Regions from separate parts of the Mus musculus genome. Here region 2 is linked to region 1. A link is a loop called in an ENCODE intact Hi-C map of the cell type or tissue named here. Cell type or tissue: left cerebral cortex. All regions are shown on one strand. Each heading gives the region's core, and the rest is flanking DNA. Links, peaks and the distances in the headings are about the cores only.

Region 1 (8,339 bases), core at 326-8,325:
TATAGACAATAAAGTTCCAAACATGTTGGTGAGCCTCTGAAGCTTATGTGCACAGATCCAGAGATGCCATGAAGACATTCAGAGGCATTGCTTTATTTATTCTGCAAGGCAATGGCTGTAAAGAGTTGTCTACCATATTTTACAATGGGAACCCTAATATGCCCTGAGTACATATGTTTTGTTAAGAGCATGTCAGGTTACCTTTTCTTCCAGTAAAAATAGATATGGCTTTCCTACCGTCAAGTCCTAAGAACCATGGTCCTAAAATCTGCTGTGGCTCCAAAGCTGTGAGCCCCAGACGCTACCTGTAAGAATTAAATAGGGATGACGGCCTCACACACACACAAAAGACTGGTATGTGCTGGATAAATGAATTGCTCTCTGCCACTTCTTTCACAAAAATTGTGAATTTTCCATTCCGTTTCTCTGTCTCTGTCTCTGTCTCTGTCTCTCTCTCTGGGTTTTTTTTTTTTTTTTTGAGAAAGGGTTTTTATGTGTATCCTTGGCAGTCACAGAACTCATTCTGTATACCTTGTTGGCCTCAAATTCAGAGATCAGTCTGCCTCAGCCTCCCAAGTACTGGGATTAAGGACGTGTGCCACCACTGCCCAGCTAAGTCTCCTTTTTAAATCCTTTACTCTGGGATGGCCTCATAACTCCTGCCAATACAGTGGTTCTCAACCTACCCAAAGTTGCAACATTTTAATAAAGTTCCTCATGTTGTGATGACCCCCAACTATAAAATTACTTTTCTTGCTACCTCTAACTGCAATTTTTCTACTGTTATGAACTGTAGTGTAAATATCTGTGTTTTCCAATGGTCTTACATGACCACTGTGAAAAGGTCTTTCAATACCCCCAAAGGGACCATGACCCATAGGCTGAAAAACACTGGGGTGATAGAATGTATCAAACAGGATGCCAAGCCCATTCTAGTCCCACATTTATTTTGCTACGCCACAGGATGACTCTGCTTTATTGCAGGCCACCACCCTGTTCTTTTAAAATGGCTATAATGAAATGTCCTAGAAGGACAATCAGAGAGGGTCTGTAGGGCTCTGAATGAAGCCTTCTTGACCTTTCCAGCCACATCATCAGAGACATGCACTAATAGTGATCAGAAAAGAATGCCATCCAGGCAACGTATAGACTCTTGAGCAATGGCCAGTTAATCTTAAGCTTTGCATTGTGGGATTTGTTACATAAGACTGCCTTATGAATTAGCATACACACCAATATTTCCAGCAATGCACTCAAACACTATCTCAAATGAGCATGCAGAGAATCTCAAGTGTGAAAAGAAACCACTGGAGCCCAGAGATTCTGATGCCTGTGAGTGTCAAACCCATCTGAATCTTTGTCACTTGCTGTTTCTATAATCTCGGGTAGCTCAAACCTTTCTTGAAGTTTAGGAGTTTGGTTATTTGCTACAGTATCTCACTCTGTAGCTCCTGCTGCCTTGAACCCACTATGATCTTTCATCAGCCTCCCAGTACTGGGCTTATATCAATTACGCATGCATTCAGTTTTTTAATATCCTAAATAAAGTGGGCAGTATGTATCAATCTTTCAGCATGCCTTTTCATGCAAATTAAGAGCTCAGTGCTAGTTATTATTACAGCAAATCTATCATGGGAGGGTTTGCTGAAAAAGATGGATTTTTATTTGCTTAAAAGTTAATACACACATCTTTATTCTGTAGTTATGAGAGGCAGTACAATTATCCCCAGATTTCCAGATGCGACTCCATTTTCTCTTGTTCCGATGGAGTAGGAATTTGTATTGGTTTACAGGGAGGAAAAAAAAACAGTATAGTTGTTTTGTATAACAGTGCCTGAGGCACAGGCTGTGTTGTGTTTCAACACCTGTATCTTTTCTCTTGAGCATACAGATAGATGTGGGCAAAGCTGTAAGATTAGTTTCTGACTGGTAAAACCTCTGACAAATAGTAAGCACTTGCAGTTCTGGGACCTATAGAAAACTGTTACCTCCAACATCACAGGTCATCGCCTTTTCTGCCTGTCTGGAGTAGACATGCTTTCAAGATGGCCCGTGGGATCTGCACGGGGAAGATCCATAAGTCAAAACCAGAGAGGCTTAACCAGTGCTCTGCAACATGACTGGGAAAGACTTACTATGTGTGATGTCGCTTGTGTCTCAGCATGTGCAAAATGATAGCATCGAGCATCATTAGAACGGACAGACTTTCAGTGGTAATCTGTGATATCCAGAAACACTATCTTGTTAGTTTTCCACCCCAGCCATGGATCTTTTCCAACAAAGGAATCTTACCTTTCATTTGATTCTTTAGCCCCTTCCTTACATCGGCGAGTTCTTTTTCCTTCCAATTTATTTCTATTGAGGCCACCAAATTAGGACCATCTTTCCTTAAGTGCCATAGAGTTTTCCAGCTCTTCTGTGAGCTTCTTCAGCTACACAGGAGAAACTTGCTCCTCCATTCCATTCTTACTGCTGTTTCCAAACACAAAGTCTAACCCCGAATCAGGGTCTCTGGGTGTCAGTAGTATCTAAGCCTCTTTAAAGTGATATATAATTTAGGATGATTAAAAATAAATTCTTTTTAGCATTAAAAACATCATTCATTAATTATATACAAAGAGCCCTGTGCTTTACACAAACAAAAACTTCAAACTTATAACAAACCTAGGCCAGGAGTATTGTTAGAATCTCCACTGTGTAGATGAGGAACCGAGAGTTAGAGAATTTGGCAACCTGGCTAAAGTCACACAAGAACTATAAAGTCTAAATCTAGACCTTATTATCTTCTTTTTACCTTCCATAGCTGCTCAACCTATGGCTGAAGGCATCTGTCTTATTATGTCATGCATAAAAATGTATGAAATGTATGCAAAAAGGCATTTGACACATTCCTTTTAGAAGCCACTGATTATAAGAAAGAAACCTTTTCACCTTTCAAAAAACTGATATTGGAAATTTAATCTAAGGACTCACACACAGGCAAGGCAAGCACTTTGCCAACTGAATTGGAGCCTTTTAAAATTTTAAATTTATTTTTCGTGTGTGTGTGTGTGTGTGTGTGTGTGTGTGTGTATTTCACACAATAGACCTGAACTGGTGAACAGTATTCAATTACATGGAAAGCATTAGCCTAGAGCTATTAGTATTTTTTTTTCTGTTCTTGTTGAGGGACCGTTCTTGGTCCTTGGTCAGTTAGCAATGAAATATCCTGGTTCATCAATTCCAAGAAAGGAGCTGTAGAACCCTGGTGGTCACTTTGCCATTTTCAGTGTAACTTATCTACTAGATTTTGATCCAGTGGTGACAATATTCTATGATTTGTCCATTGGAAAGCCCCCCCCCCTCTGCAAAGTTACCTCTTTGACAGCAATAATTTCATGTATCATTTAAAAAGACATTTCAGAAAATGTCCTCATAAGGTGCGAAGGCACCAAGTGCTTACTAATGCCAGGCATGGAACTGATGAGTCTGTACAACTTCTTTGGTCATGCCCAGTAACCATGTAACTGGAAATTTTTTGTCTCTACTTTTAAAAATGAGGAAATCAAAACAAAAACACTAAGCTCAGATCTGAATATTTACTTTCATATGCAGGGAATATTTCTATATTGCTTGTGGTTGCGGTGGCTATTTGTGAACTCACTTGAGAAATCAATGTATAGTTACTTGGTCTTCAAGGAGCAAAAGTTTTCCTAGAATAAGAAACACTCAACTCAATTTTAACAAACGACAAAATGAGTTCATAAGCAAAGTAGTGATGGCATCTAATCACTTAAAACACAGTTTTCACTAGAGCATGTAAAATGTTAAGACTAGTGTAGTGATCTCCATAAATTATGAGCAGTCTAAAAAAATCCAATAAAGGGAAACTTTATAAAAAGGTCTTTGCTCCGAAGACTAAGACTAACTATAAGAAACAGGTCAAAAGATCAAGAGCTGCTGAGTTACAGACATAAGATCAGAGTCCTGTGAATCTTCAGACTATAGCATGTTGTCAAGAGGGAGGCAGGATGACCAGGTGCAGGTAGAGTCAGCCCAGAATGCCCAGTGTGCTAGTGTACGCTGGTACAGCATATCATTGTGCTGGGGAAGGCCCCACAAGGGCCAGCGTGACCTCCATATGATAACATTCTCTGATCACCATTGAACATGTGCTGACTGTCATCAAGAATAAGTGGGAAGCATAAAATAACGACTGCTTGAACAGTGTGAAATATGTTTCTGTCCCTTTTTTAGTGTTCTAAGCATGTGTTGTTTGCTCCATCTGCAGAGACTATGGCTTTTCATCTCTTGACTTGATTCAGAACAGACTGTGATGAGGCAAGGGCAGTTCCTCTAGTTGTGCAAATAGCAGTCTTTTGGAATTCCGGCCTCTTGAAGGTTCCTACTCTCTCAAATCTCTAGACATTCATTCTGAATTCTACATGGCGGGGAATTGTCCCAGGTTGTCTGCTGCCCTCAACTTCAGTCCTTCTGCTGAGGTTATTAGGTTGCCTTTGACTGAGGCTTAATTTCAGGACTGGGCCACAAGGGAGGCCTTCCATCTAAGAAGCAGGGGGAAGATTTCATCAAGATAGTAAATTCTAAAGAGATAATTTGGGGGTTAGAACTTACCTATCTGGATTCAGCATATGAGACCATAGCCAAATGATCGTGTTCCTAAAGTGTTATTTTCCTCGTGTGGCTAGCCCTTGGTGTAATAGTGATTTCTTATTCACAGCCTTTCAGTCTTCAGGTCGAGCTTGGATACATTTATGAGATTACATCTTCTAAGCCAAAGTTTCGAGTGACTTCTTTTCTAACGTTTATATTCCAGCATTTGAAAATCACGAGTTAGATTCTCCCTGGCTCCTATTTAAACCAGAGCAAAACTCCTGCAAGCAAAGCCAGAAGGTGCATAGAGGATGAGCAAGAAGGCAGAAACCCTGCAGCCACACTGCCTTAATTTCCTCTTGCAGTTTTTTTTTTTTTTCCCCAAGACCAAAACCTGTTTTTCAGAGTGCAGACACTAAACTAGAATGATTATTTTGAAGGCAAATCTGCTTCCATTTTTTTTCCTGTTTTCTGTGTTAAGATTCAGTTCTTGTGAGACAAAGGCTCGGTTCGCACAACTTGACTTTGGAGAAACACTGCTCTCAGCTTAATGACTGAACAAGATGGAGTCAGAGTTGCTGGATGGAAAGTTCCAGTGTAAACCGCACAGTCAGCTTGGCTTAGGAGGCTTTGCCAAACTGTCCCGAAGATGGCGCCACGTGCTCAGCTTTAGAAAAGCCCGCATCTTTCAGGCTGGTGTGTGAAATCGCCAAGCTCAGAAAAGGAACACAGATCTGCAGGGACTGTGGCTTAGAAATAATATTCCTCGTTTAAAGTGTGAAGATTAAACAAATTCACCTAAGGAATAATATATGATTGGATTATGTCTCTATTTTTTTTTCATTTGGTGGACAGTGCAGAAGAAGAAAATGCAGAAAAAAAATTCTTCTTTGAGTTAAATTGATGCTGGGCTGGCTCCAAGAGACCCAAGACATCTCTGACCTTGTTATTCATGCTGGGTTCAGTGTCAGTGGCATGACCATGGATCAAGTGGAGTGAGCCAGAATGAAATGATGAATGAAATCTTCAGTCTTCTAACCTCTCCCATCATGATGCCACATCCAGTCAACCTAAATATCTCCGGTGTGTCCACACCTTTCCATTACCATAGTGACTAGTGCTGCTGCCTGCCCCCTGGACCACTACCGGATGGTGATAACTGCTCCACTTATGCAGCATCCTTCTCTCCAAGGGCTCTCCAGTCTCCATCAAGAGTGATCTTCCAGAAATATAGACCTGATCATTCATTCATCTCCCTGTTGGTCATCCCTGGCTCTCCAGTACTTTCAGGTAGATCCAAACTCTTAAGTAACCTACAACACCTTTTGCAATATACCTGCTCCCCGTTTCCTAAGCTTCAAATTGCCACCCCATTCCTCTTGTTCTCTCCCTTAATCATGAACCTGCTTGTCAACCCCTAGTGTGTTTTAACGCACCCGCCTCTGCTTTAGCAATAGCTGCAGCTCACGGCTGTCCTAGTGACAGACAGTACCTAGTCTCTATTTACCCTGCTCATGGGTGTGATTCCATCTCAACATGAACATTGTTCCACTCTGTAAAACCCCTAGAGTGTATTAGATCCCCAATCTGTGACTTCAAAGAACCCTGTACTTTCTTTTTTAAAATAATTATTCCAAATAATTACTTGCTATTTTTCTTCTGATATATCATAATTTCTATAGCAATTAGAAATGTTGTACACCTTTTTTTCCTAATTATAATTTTATTTATTTATTGTCTTAAAGTTTCTATCACAGAAATGAAACACCACGGCCAAAAGCAAGTTGGGAGGAAAGGGTTTATTGGACTTATACTTTTTTTCTAACGTTTATATTCCAGCATTTAAAAATCACATGAGTTAGATTCTCCCTGGCTCCTATTTAAACCAGAGGACAGGAAGTCAAACAGGACAGGAACCTGGAGGCAGAAGTTGATGCAGAGGCAACGGAGGGGTTCTGCTTACTGGCTTACTCCTCATGGCTTGCTCAGTCTGATTGCTTATAGAACCCAGGACCACCAGCCTAGGGATAGCACCACTCACCATGGCCTGGGCCAACCCAACCCTGCCCTCATGAATCACTAAGAAAATATCTTACACTGGGCTCTTATGGAGAGAGGCATTTTCTCATTGGAGGTTCCGATATCTCAGCCTGTGTCAAGTTGACAGAAGACTAGCCAGCACATCTTCTTATTTGTGTGTGGGCTTATGCTTGAGTGCTAGTCAGAGGTCATGTGCAAGTCAGAGATATTTTTGAGGGAATTTGTTTTCTCTTTCTACCCTGTAGGATCTAGAGATCAAACTTAGGTTATTCAGCTTGTGAGCAAATGCCTTTACCCACCAAGGCTTCTCACTGACCCACAATATTCTTTTTGTTGTTTTGTTTGTTTGCTTGCTTGCTTTTGATTTTCAAGACAGGGACTTAATCCTAGCTCAGGCTAGCGTAGCACTGACTAGATTGATCCAAAACTGTCTTTGACTTCAAAAAGCTGAGCTTACAGGTGTGGTCCAACATGTCTGGCTGCAATGTATGTACAATGACCTTGTATCACCTTGTTCCTGGAATTCTTCCTGCACATTTCCCACATCTCTCACTACAACCTCACTGCTCATGCCTCTAATTGCTTCCTCTAGCTTCTCCATGAACTTGCCAGCCACAGTCCTGCCCAAAGGCCTTTGCCTTGCTAAGTCTCATTAGAAAGCACCTCCTCCAGCCTTCTGCGTGATCCCACCCTCACCTGCTTCAAATTCTCTATCTGATTATCATTTTCTCAGTAGACTTTTCTTTCTGACCATCTCATCTAGATGTCTCTGTCAATTCCTATCACACTCCCTGCTTATATTTTCCTCCTTAGTTCTTAGGATATATAATATTATTTTTTTTACTATTATTGATCCCGGATGTTGTTCAGCAAAAACAGGGCAAAATCCTTCTTCATTGCAACACTGCTGTCTCTACAGTAGCACAGAGAAGTTCTGTGGAACTCTTATTCTACCCCCAGCCTGCTGACATCATAGACTTCTTCTATTGTTTATTTTATATTTTTGCAAGAATATCACTAAATCATTCTGACTAATAGCTGCAGAGAAATCACATACTCCTGGGAAGTGTTTTCTTTTCTTCACTAATTTCCTGTTTCTAGAGCTCATCTGTCTTTGGGGAGTGGGAGAGAAGGAAGGCTTGGAGAAATCAGAACTAAAAATAATTCTCCCATGAAAATTCCGAAGCATAAATTCCCGAGCATCTATGAATTTCTTTTGCTTCCAAAAATAGAATTTCCTGAAAACTAAGAGATTACTTGATTTGATGTCAAAGCTATGAGTTCTATTTAAAAAACCTCATCCCTTGGCCAGATCCTAGAGCTATGGTCTTTTAGTACTCGATCAAACACTCAGAAAGACTTGGACTCCCTAGTCATTTATGCCAAAGCTAGTGTGGTTGCCTCTCAGTACATTTAGCTGTATCATTTGGGTGGAAATGTGAGCCCTCCCAAGCCAAACCAGGCACACAGAGCCTCATCTCCTAATGTGGGGATGACAAAGAAGAATCGGACTAAACAACTGCAGATGGGAATGTAAGGCTCTGAAGCTGAAAGCCTACACTGTCAACACCAGGGAAAACAAGACTCAGTGCACAACGTGTAATGTTCACCCATGACTAATGACTTATCATAGATGTTTGGCTCAACTTTCATTTCCAGAGGTGTAAGATGACGAAGCAGACATCAAAATCCTTATTTTCAAAGGA
Region 2 (8,339 bases), core at 242-8,241, 130 kb after region 1:
TCTAAAGAGAAGATAGCATGCCACTTTCCATTGATGTTGATCTCCATCGTTGCAAAGGAACGTGCAACATAAATGATATCTGTAGAAACAGAGTGGTACTGTGACAGGCATGGGAGAAGCACAGATTTAACAAACACCACTCCTCATCACCAAGACTGACTGAGTACCACCACCCTTAACTGGGAACACAGCAGCAGCCTTGAGTCCTGCATGTGGTACCTTGTCCCAGAGGAACTTGCCAATCACTGGGTAGCATGCTGATTGTGTGGATTACATTGCATCCCCTCCACACTTGTATAAAATCGGTGTTTATCGAGGCAGAATCTAGATGTAGGTTTGTATTCCCATCTCACACCACTCTTTGCAGACCTCCTGAAGGCTCAGCTAAATACACTTGAATCCTTTACAATGCAAGGGGCTCTTTGATATCAAAAGCAGTGATGGGGTTTGGCTAACAATGGATCCAATAGCTTTATCTTGTACCTGTTGTACCACACTGTATTCTAGACAGAAAAAATGTTTGTTGTTTGTTGAACAGAGTTCCCAGCTGTCTGTGTTCTGTAGGTCAAGGGATGTAACTCAGAGCATGGCCTCTCGTGTTCATACCCAGTGATATCTGCTTCCTGCCTCTGTATGACTTTGGATAGTGGTGATTTAGAAGTTTTATCATAAGTATACTGTCCCATGGGTACATGAGAACTATTCAATCTGATCAGACATTTAAAGCCAGTAGGCCACCTTACTAAATCAGATGTCAGTATGTGAACCAATATGTGACTTAAGAAATGAGTTGCTACACTGGAAAGGATATTCCTGACATATTCCTGATTGTCAGAGGAAATACTTTTGCCTAGGAAGAGAGAGGCAAAACACTGATTCTATTCATGGTGTGTTCATGGAGTTGATGTCAGCATGGCAATACAAGTCCGAGGAAGCCTGGCCTCAGCCTTGTGTCTGAATGCTCACAATCATAAGACATGGATGCGTTAGCAACATGCTAATATGTGTCTGACATAACAGCCTCTGTGGGGACAGGATTGCCTTTTATCAGTAAGGCTAGATAGGGCCTAGACAGGTAGGACCAACCATAGCAGATAGAATCCCGAGCAAGTGAAATTTTCTAACAGTTGGTAAGAGGGCATGTAAAATGATCATTATTACTGATAAAAATAATTGCTAACCCAGACCATCTAAGAGGCTACCGGGAAACCCTATGATGAAAAGTGGGAGAATTAGAGATACTTTATGTGCAGAAATCAATAGTTTTGATTTCTGCAACTGATATAAAGTAAGGAGCAGGATGGAGGGAATTATCTTGACAGCAACAACAGAAAAGGTGAAAGAGTACAGCTGTTCAGCATTTACCTGAAAATAGTTAACATGGTACTGAGGGATATAGAAGGATTAATTATGAAGAAATATATGTTTTTTGTGTAAAAGAAATTGAACATCATAAAATTCTTTAAGGTAAACCTATTTTAACGTAATCCTATAAGATACCAGAAGGGTTTATGATGCTAGATAAATTGATTTTAATGATCATGTGGGGTATGGCTCAAGCAAGTATTTAGCACGTGCAAAGCCTTGGGTTCAATTTCCAGCATCCCAAACATCATCAACGACCACAACAAAGTGCTACAGTGACTAAATGAACAGCCCTTCAGCCACACACCGGAGGAGCTACACCTTCAGGATTTTTGTGCATCTGAGGGTAGCATTGAACTCTGGGAAATGGGGGTGGGTTTGTATCTCCCAGGCAAGCTACATGGGGTCCTGAGAACAAACCCTAGGATAGAACATGGGAAAATCCAAGCTATTAATCATGGAAACAAACAGAATCCATGGGAAAAGGCTGATCAGTTAATGAGTGATGCTGGGTCAGGTGGACTGCCAAGTGGAGAAAATATAAAGTCAACTTTTCCTTTTATTTTTTCTACCAGAATAAATTTCAGATAGAATTTTTAAGAATATGCAGTTGAGACCATAAAAGTATTAAAAGAGAAATAGAGGTGTTTAAAGTCCCAAAGGACTTTTAAATATGACATAAGACTCAGAGATCAGAGAATAAATGTGAGAGAAACTCAGTGGTAAGTACTGAGAAACCTCAGCATGAAGGAAATGTCATAAATAAAAATGCAAGGGCAAAGAGACTGTGGAATGTATTTCTCACTATACAACAAGCAATCATGATTTTGCTCCAGGCCAAACTACTGTTATGATGAAAACAACCAGGGAAACACAGAACTCACTTGACAAATATGGCGTGATGTACAAGCTTGCAGAAAAATGGAAGCAACTTTTTAAATATTTTCATAGTCCAACCTTTCTCACTAAATGTTTACTAAATTGAAACTAGAATGAAATAGACATCGTAATCGCATATCCTTTGTCAAAGAGAATCCAACCCAGGTCATCCAACTTGGAGGTGGGAGCTTTAAGTCCTGAGCCATCTCACTAGCCCCGAAATCATCTTTAAAAACCCTGACCAGAAACAAATATGACATATAAAGACTTAGAGTGCATAGGCAGACTGCTTGTGTGTGCCTATGGAAGGATTCCCAGAGCCTTCTCAGTGTTTGCCTCCCAGGAGGGGAGCTAGATGTCCTGGAAAAAGCAGATGAAGATTTTAGGTTCTGTCCCTTGTTTACCTTTTTACTCTGTTTATAGAAGCTTCTCAAACTCACATTTCCACCGAAGCCCTTTGGGGCAAAGGAAAGCATTGCCGTAAGGCCTCCCAGGGATCTGGCTTCAGGTTTGGACAGCATAATCAGCTGACCAGGATGGTCTGTGGAGAGCTCTAGCCTTGGGCAATGTTGCTCCTCAGCTAGTGTTGCCAGAGGCTGAAGAGAGACGTTCTCACATCCAGACTCGTTAGGAGCAGACCTTCTAGCCAGAACTAGAAACAGTGTGACTTCTAGCCCAGCACCAAAGAAGAAAGACTCTTCCTTACTGACCTCATCCTCCCATGATCTGAAGGACTAACCCAGCACTGGTTCCTGCTTCCTACAGCTCCAGACACCCTCACTCTGTCCTCTGGGAAGAATGGCCCACCATCAGCAACGTCTACACTTTCACTTGCCTATCACACACACACACACACACACACACACACACACACACACACACACACACACACACATACACACACAGGATATTTGGACTCACTCCTGCCTTACGAGTGACCCAGCTCTCCTGAGGGCCTACAGCTCCCCCTGCAGTCCTCTAACAGGGTGACCACCTCTATGAACCATTCATTCCTGGAGCTGCTGCTATCTTCTTTCCTCCTCTCTCCTCTCACCCTTAAAAGCTCTCAGCTCTGACTCCAATTCTTCAGGCCTCCAGTTCGCACTGCCTTGTATAAGTGCCGGGGGTGTGGTTGTTGTTGTTGTTTTCCCCTTAAGGACTAAAGCTGCTATTGGCACTTATTCTGTTATACTCTGCTGGGGTGCAATTTGTTATTTTCACACATGTTCTCTTAGTATCTGTGTCAAATCCATCAAAGTCTTTTGAGTCTTTTACTTTATCCACACTCTCCCATAATAAATTTCCTGTGACTGCTGTTGTTTTTGACAAGGTCCCACTATACAGCCCTAGCTGATCCAGACCTCTTTGTATAGTCCAACTGGGCCCTGATCAGTGTAGGTGCCATATACGTTAACATTAGATTTTTCATATATTTTTAAAGTGGAAGAAGTTCTGACACTTTAGATATGACACCAAAGGGGAAAAGTGCCCAAAGGTGGATAGATATGGGAGAAGCAGAGAGATAAACTGTGTATAAGAACTGGTGGCCACATTGTTTCTCTCTGTTTCAGTTTCACTTTTAAAATAGGTGCAAAATCTAATGTTACCATCTATGGCACCCACACTGATGCAAGAACAATCTTATTCTACTCAGAACCTTAGCCAGCAGCACTAATTTTGCCTTCCTGTGGCTCTGCTAAGAACTCCAGCCTCTACACCGAGGCCAGAGTGAGCCTACTTAAAAACCAGAGGTTTTATTACTGCTTTGCTCAAAATTTACCATGTATCTCTTTCTAAGCAGCAAAAAAAAAAAAAAAAAAAAAAAAACAAAGTCCCTAGAAATAACTGGAAAGTTCTGGAAGACCTGACTTTTCCTACCAGGGAGTCACCTTCTCCCTCTTCTTTGCTGTAATTTTGTCTGTAGAATGCCTTCTGGCCAAATCTGAATTCGTTTCTGTGTCCATCCATTAGGATGCCATCTTTGTAAGGACAAGGGCTTCACTCATGGAACCTCAGATCCCCTGCTTCTGCCTGATACACAGCAGGCATGGAGGTGTTGGTGACGAAACTAGGACCATAGAAAATGGAGAAATTAAATTCAGTTTTTATAACGCCAACTGCATGGATACTGTCTGTTTACAAACGAAAAGACCTTCCGGCTAATGTAGATCTCTACACGTGTATGGACAAGGATGGATTTACTTCTGACTCTTGGTACCTGAAGCTTGAAGCCAGCTCCTGGCTCTGGCCTGGTTTAGTGAAAGCAAAGGAGACATTTGCCTGCTCAGTTCCTGGTTAAGAGACAGCAACAGTATTCTCATCAGATGCAGAATCTCACATCTCACAACTTTACAAAGCTGCTTCAGTAGCTTGTAAAGGGTGAAGTTTAGGATTATGTAAATAGCCTAATTGTCATCCGATAAATCAGGGATCCGTTATTGCTTGCCTGAATCAATTTTTCTAATTTCTGAAAGTAAGAGTTTTCTAACTTTGGAATGTTTCATGCAACTATTTTTTTGTTTTGTTATTTGCTTAGTGTCCATGTAACCTGTCAAACCGAATGCTTAAACAAGCCCAGCACAGTGTAATGTAGTACTGTCAAGCCTCCCATTTTTAATTGAACTGTGGTTGGCTAGTGGAAGCCCCAAGGCGTCCAATCAGAGACTATTGTATAAAGGGTACAAAAACAAGTTACCGGAAGAGAAGAGGTTGGAGTAAAATGGTGCAGAGCAGTGAACCCGGCAGACTCCGGGGACGGATGAAGACAGACTCCTGGGAGGAAGTGGGGTTTGGCGGCAGCCTTGAAAAAAAAAAAACTGGTAGGATTTTAATTTTTTTTAGAAGCATGTTTGAAACAGAAACAGAAAACTGAACGGAGAAGGTCCGGCAGCAGCTTCTGCATCTGATGCAGTACAATGGCCGGAGTTATCAAAAGGGAGTTGAAATTGCTCAGGAAACGCGGGTGTTGACCTGGCTCTGTGTGCTCGCTTACGCTGGCAGCACCTAGAAGTTCCAGCCCTGTCCGACTGTTAATTGGAGAGTAATGAAGAAGGCATTCTGTGTTGAGAAGGAAGCCTCACGCAAATACTACTTTCTTCAAGAAGGCTTTTCCAGAACCCTAAGAAGTAGCACTGCCTCAAACACCCCCAATATACCCCAGGACACCCCCATACACTCCCACCCCCATACACTCCCACCCTACAAACTCCCGTCCCGTCCAGTTCCACCCCCACAAACTCCCATAGTGTTTCATGCCTCTGCTTTGAGTCTAGATGCCCTTGTGCTGTTGCTTCCTACCATCACCATCTTCTCTGGCCAGGTTAGAAAACAAACCTCCCATAAGTCTCTTGAAGGTTGATGTAAGAGAAGGCGATGAACTGGCTTCAGGACACATTTGCATTCTCTGATGGCCACTTTAAGGGGCCTGGGCAGTAGTGTCCACAGCAGAGAGGCCAGGGCAGCTTTGGAACAGTGAAGCACTGACCGGAGTAGCTACGCTGGAGCTATGCAAATCTGGGAAAGCATACTGGCACAGACATGGGGCCCTCCCTGTACCAGAGTGGGTTAGTGGTGAGTGATACACAAGGCCCAGGAGCTAGCACTTGCAATGTAGGATTCTCAGTGCTCATCCAAATAGAAGAGCTGAAAAAAGCGAGGCATGGGGCATGGAAGGGGGGCGGCGGGGTTGGGGGTGGGGGAGTGTCAGCATGTGTGACCAGGAGACCGATGAAGCTCCTTACAAAACAGACCCTGAGGCCTTCCTGAGAATGTCCAAACACTTCAACACGGCTCTTCTGTTCCTCATCCCATGCCCTCCCTGATTTCAAAACAGTATGTAGGACTTAAAAAAGTCTATTACTTCAAATATAATGAAAGAGAAAAATATTCTAAGTATAGTATAAAACACAGTTGGATATAAATGGACATTTACTTTCATTTATCTTTAGTGATGATTTTATTCAAAACGAATGTTAACTGCTTTTGTAACCTTAAAATGCTGTCTTCCGAAAGCAGCTTACTACAAAAGAAATGGTTGTCAGCTTCCGTTTGGCTCCTGCCCTTTCCTAACAACAGACAATTTGCTCTGCACCTGCTCCAAGTGGGTTCTCAGTGCTAAGCGTCTTGCAGAGCCCAGAAAATTGCAATATCAAATCTCAGTCCCAACTGTGAGGCAGCACAGTGACCGATTGCCTCTGAGAGGTGGGTGCTTTCCCAATCCCCAAGGGAGAAGCACTTTCGCCCCTGCTCTCTCCTGGGATTTGAACTCTGACCTAAAGCCCTGTGTTAGCTACCAGCATGCACTGCGCTGGTTGAAAACAGTAACCCCTCCCTGCTTGCTCAATTCTGTCCCTGGAGTCATGGGGAAGGTCAGATGTCAGTAGGCCTGGGGTCAGTAGGTGTCCTGTTCCAGTATATGTAAATATCAAAGGAGAAATGCACCTCCCTGTTTGTCACAGCCCACAGCCTGTCTCCCTCCGTAAAGCAGCGCCTGATCTGTGCGTGGGTCAGCAGGCATCAGCCGTGCTTTCATGTTTGTGAGCTGCTACTGTTGTTTATTTATTTCCTTCTTTCTGTATAAAATGTTCCCTATGACACACGGTTTACTCGAAGAGGGAGCGCATCGTGTTTCACCTGTAGGGAAGCAGCCGGTTAAAATGACGTCACATCCAAGGGAGACTATAAGGCGCAAATAGCAAATGCCATTGAGATATGAGTGGGATATTCTGATGGACAACCTAACCTTACTCATTTTCATTTTAGGTTTCACAAGCAGGCCCAAGGCTCTCAAGATCCTCCTCAACCCCCAGAGTCACAGAAAGGAGTCTGTCCACGTCTATTACGAGAAGGTGGAGCCTCTGCTGAAGCTTGCGGGCATAGAGACTGATGTGACAAGTGCGTCTGTTGGTTTGTTTGTCTGTTTGTGTCTGTGTGTAAGGGTACCACTTAAAGCTCCACAGGGAGCCCTCAGCCATCCTATCTAAGCACGGACGGTGCTCCTAACAGTAGGGCTTTCTTCCTGTGTCCCCTTCCTGTGTCTCGTAACCTGGGCGAGCGTCAGAGCTGCCATTCTTTTATCGTGCTATTTTGTATTGCAATAGCAATATTTTAAACTTCTGTATTGAATGGTTTGGATGTCAAGTTGACACAAGTTAGAGTCATAGAGAGGAAGGAGCCTCAGTTGAGAAAATGCCCACTTGAGATCCTACTGCTGAAGGCATTTCCTCAATTAGAGATGTAGGCGGGAAGGGCCTGAGTTGGCGGTCCTGGGTTCTATAAGAAAGCAGACTAAGCAAGCCGTGAGAAACAAGCCAGTAAGCAGCACGCCTCCATGGCTTCCGCATTCGTGTCTGGCTCCAGGATCTTGCCCTGTTGAGTTCCTGTCCTGCTATTCTTCAGTAACGAACAGCAACTTGGTTTTTGGTTGTGGTGTTTTGTCGAAGCAGTAGAAACTCTGATACAGGTGACTTCTTTCATGGTGACAACCGTTAGGTATTATTTGAAAGGAAACTATGGTTTTTGACATCTTCGAGAAGACGTATGCTACTTTCGAATTTCTGCCTAGTGTTTTTCTGTGGCTCCCTTGGGTTGGTTTTTTGTTCTGACCCTGACCCCTGCTGGTGAGGTCAAAGCTAAGCACTATGCTGCTGTTTTTAAGTTGCTTTTGGAGAAACCTGGAACTTGATCCATTGTCGAATATAAGAGTGTACTTAGCCTCTTGCTAAGGAAAATGGGAATTAGCTAATCAAAAAATTAATAGAAAGAATGTCAGTAACGCCATCTGGGGCACTTACATTTTGGTGACCAAATTCCTCTGCTTTATTAAAAGTCAACTCATGTCCACCAGGAAGGGTGGATTTTGCCTACGGCCAGAACTTTCCTGGCTTTGTTCCCATATAGCGTCACCATAGCAGAGGGAATCTGCTTCACACTGTAGTCAATAGAGTCTATTATGTAATTAGGCTACTCAAGAGACAGGCCCAATCAGAGTCTCGCAGTCCTAATGACATGTTTCTCGAGGAGAGACCTGGCTTTGCTCAGCTGTGACAGATGGAGATGGGTCTCACACTGTTAATAAGATCTCTGAAATTCAGTGT

What was found. Hi-C counts contacts between places; a loop is a spot of excess contacts. Peaks named below come from ENCODE experiments on the same cell type or tissue, not always from the same donor. Only the 100,000 strongest peaks of a DNase experiment are listed, where the experiment ranks them.
Region 2: it touches region 1 in a loop (11-fold over the local background); 35 of 42 quality-filtered maps call a loop at or near these places.

What each region holds. Positions count from the first base shown.
Region 1 is chr2:79,496,391-79,504,729 of GRCm38, reverse strand. No RefSeq gene overlaps it. Among named protein-coding and RNA genes, the nearest start is that of Neurod1, 44 kb to the right of the region's middle. In left cerebral cortex, for the core only: a CTCF peak has its summit at 5,239 (motif pointing right); a DNase peak (open chromatin) is centred at 5,242.
Region 2 is chr2:79,367,478-79,375,816 of GRCm38, reverse strand. Cerkl (ceramide kinase-like) reads left to right here. Exons shown (of 13, transcript NM_001048176.1): 3 at 7,006-7,137. Among named protein-coding and RNA genes, the nearest start is that of Gm22606, 23 kb to the right of the region's middle. In left cerebral cortex, for the core only: CTCF peaks have their summits at 3,225 (motif pointing left) and 7,863 (motif pointing left); DNase peaks (open chromatin) are centred at 3,226 and 4,912; H3K4me3 peaks cover 463 bases.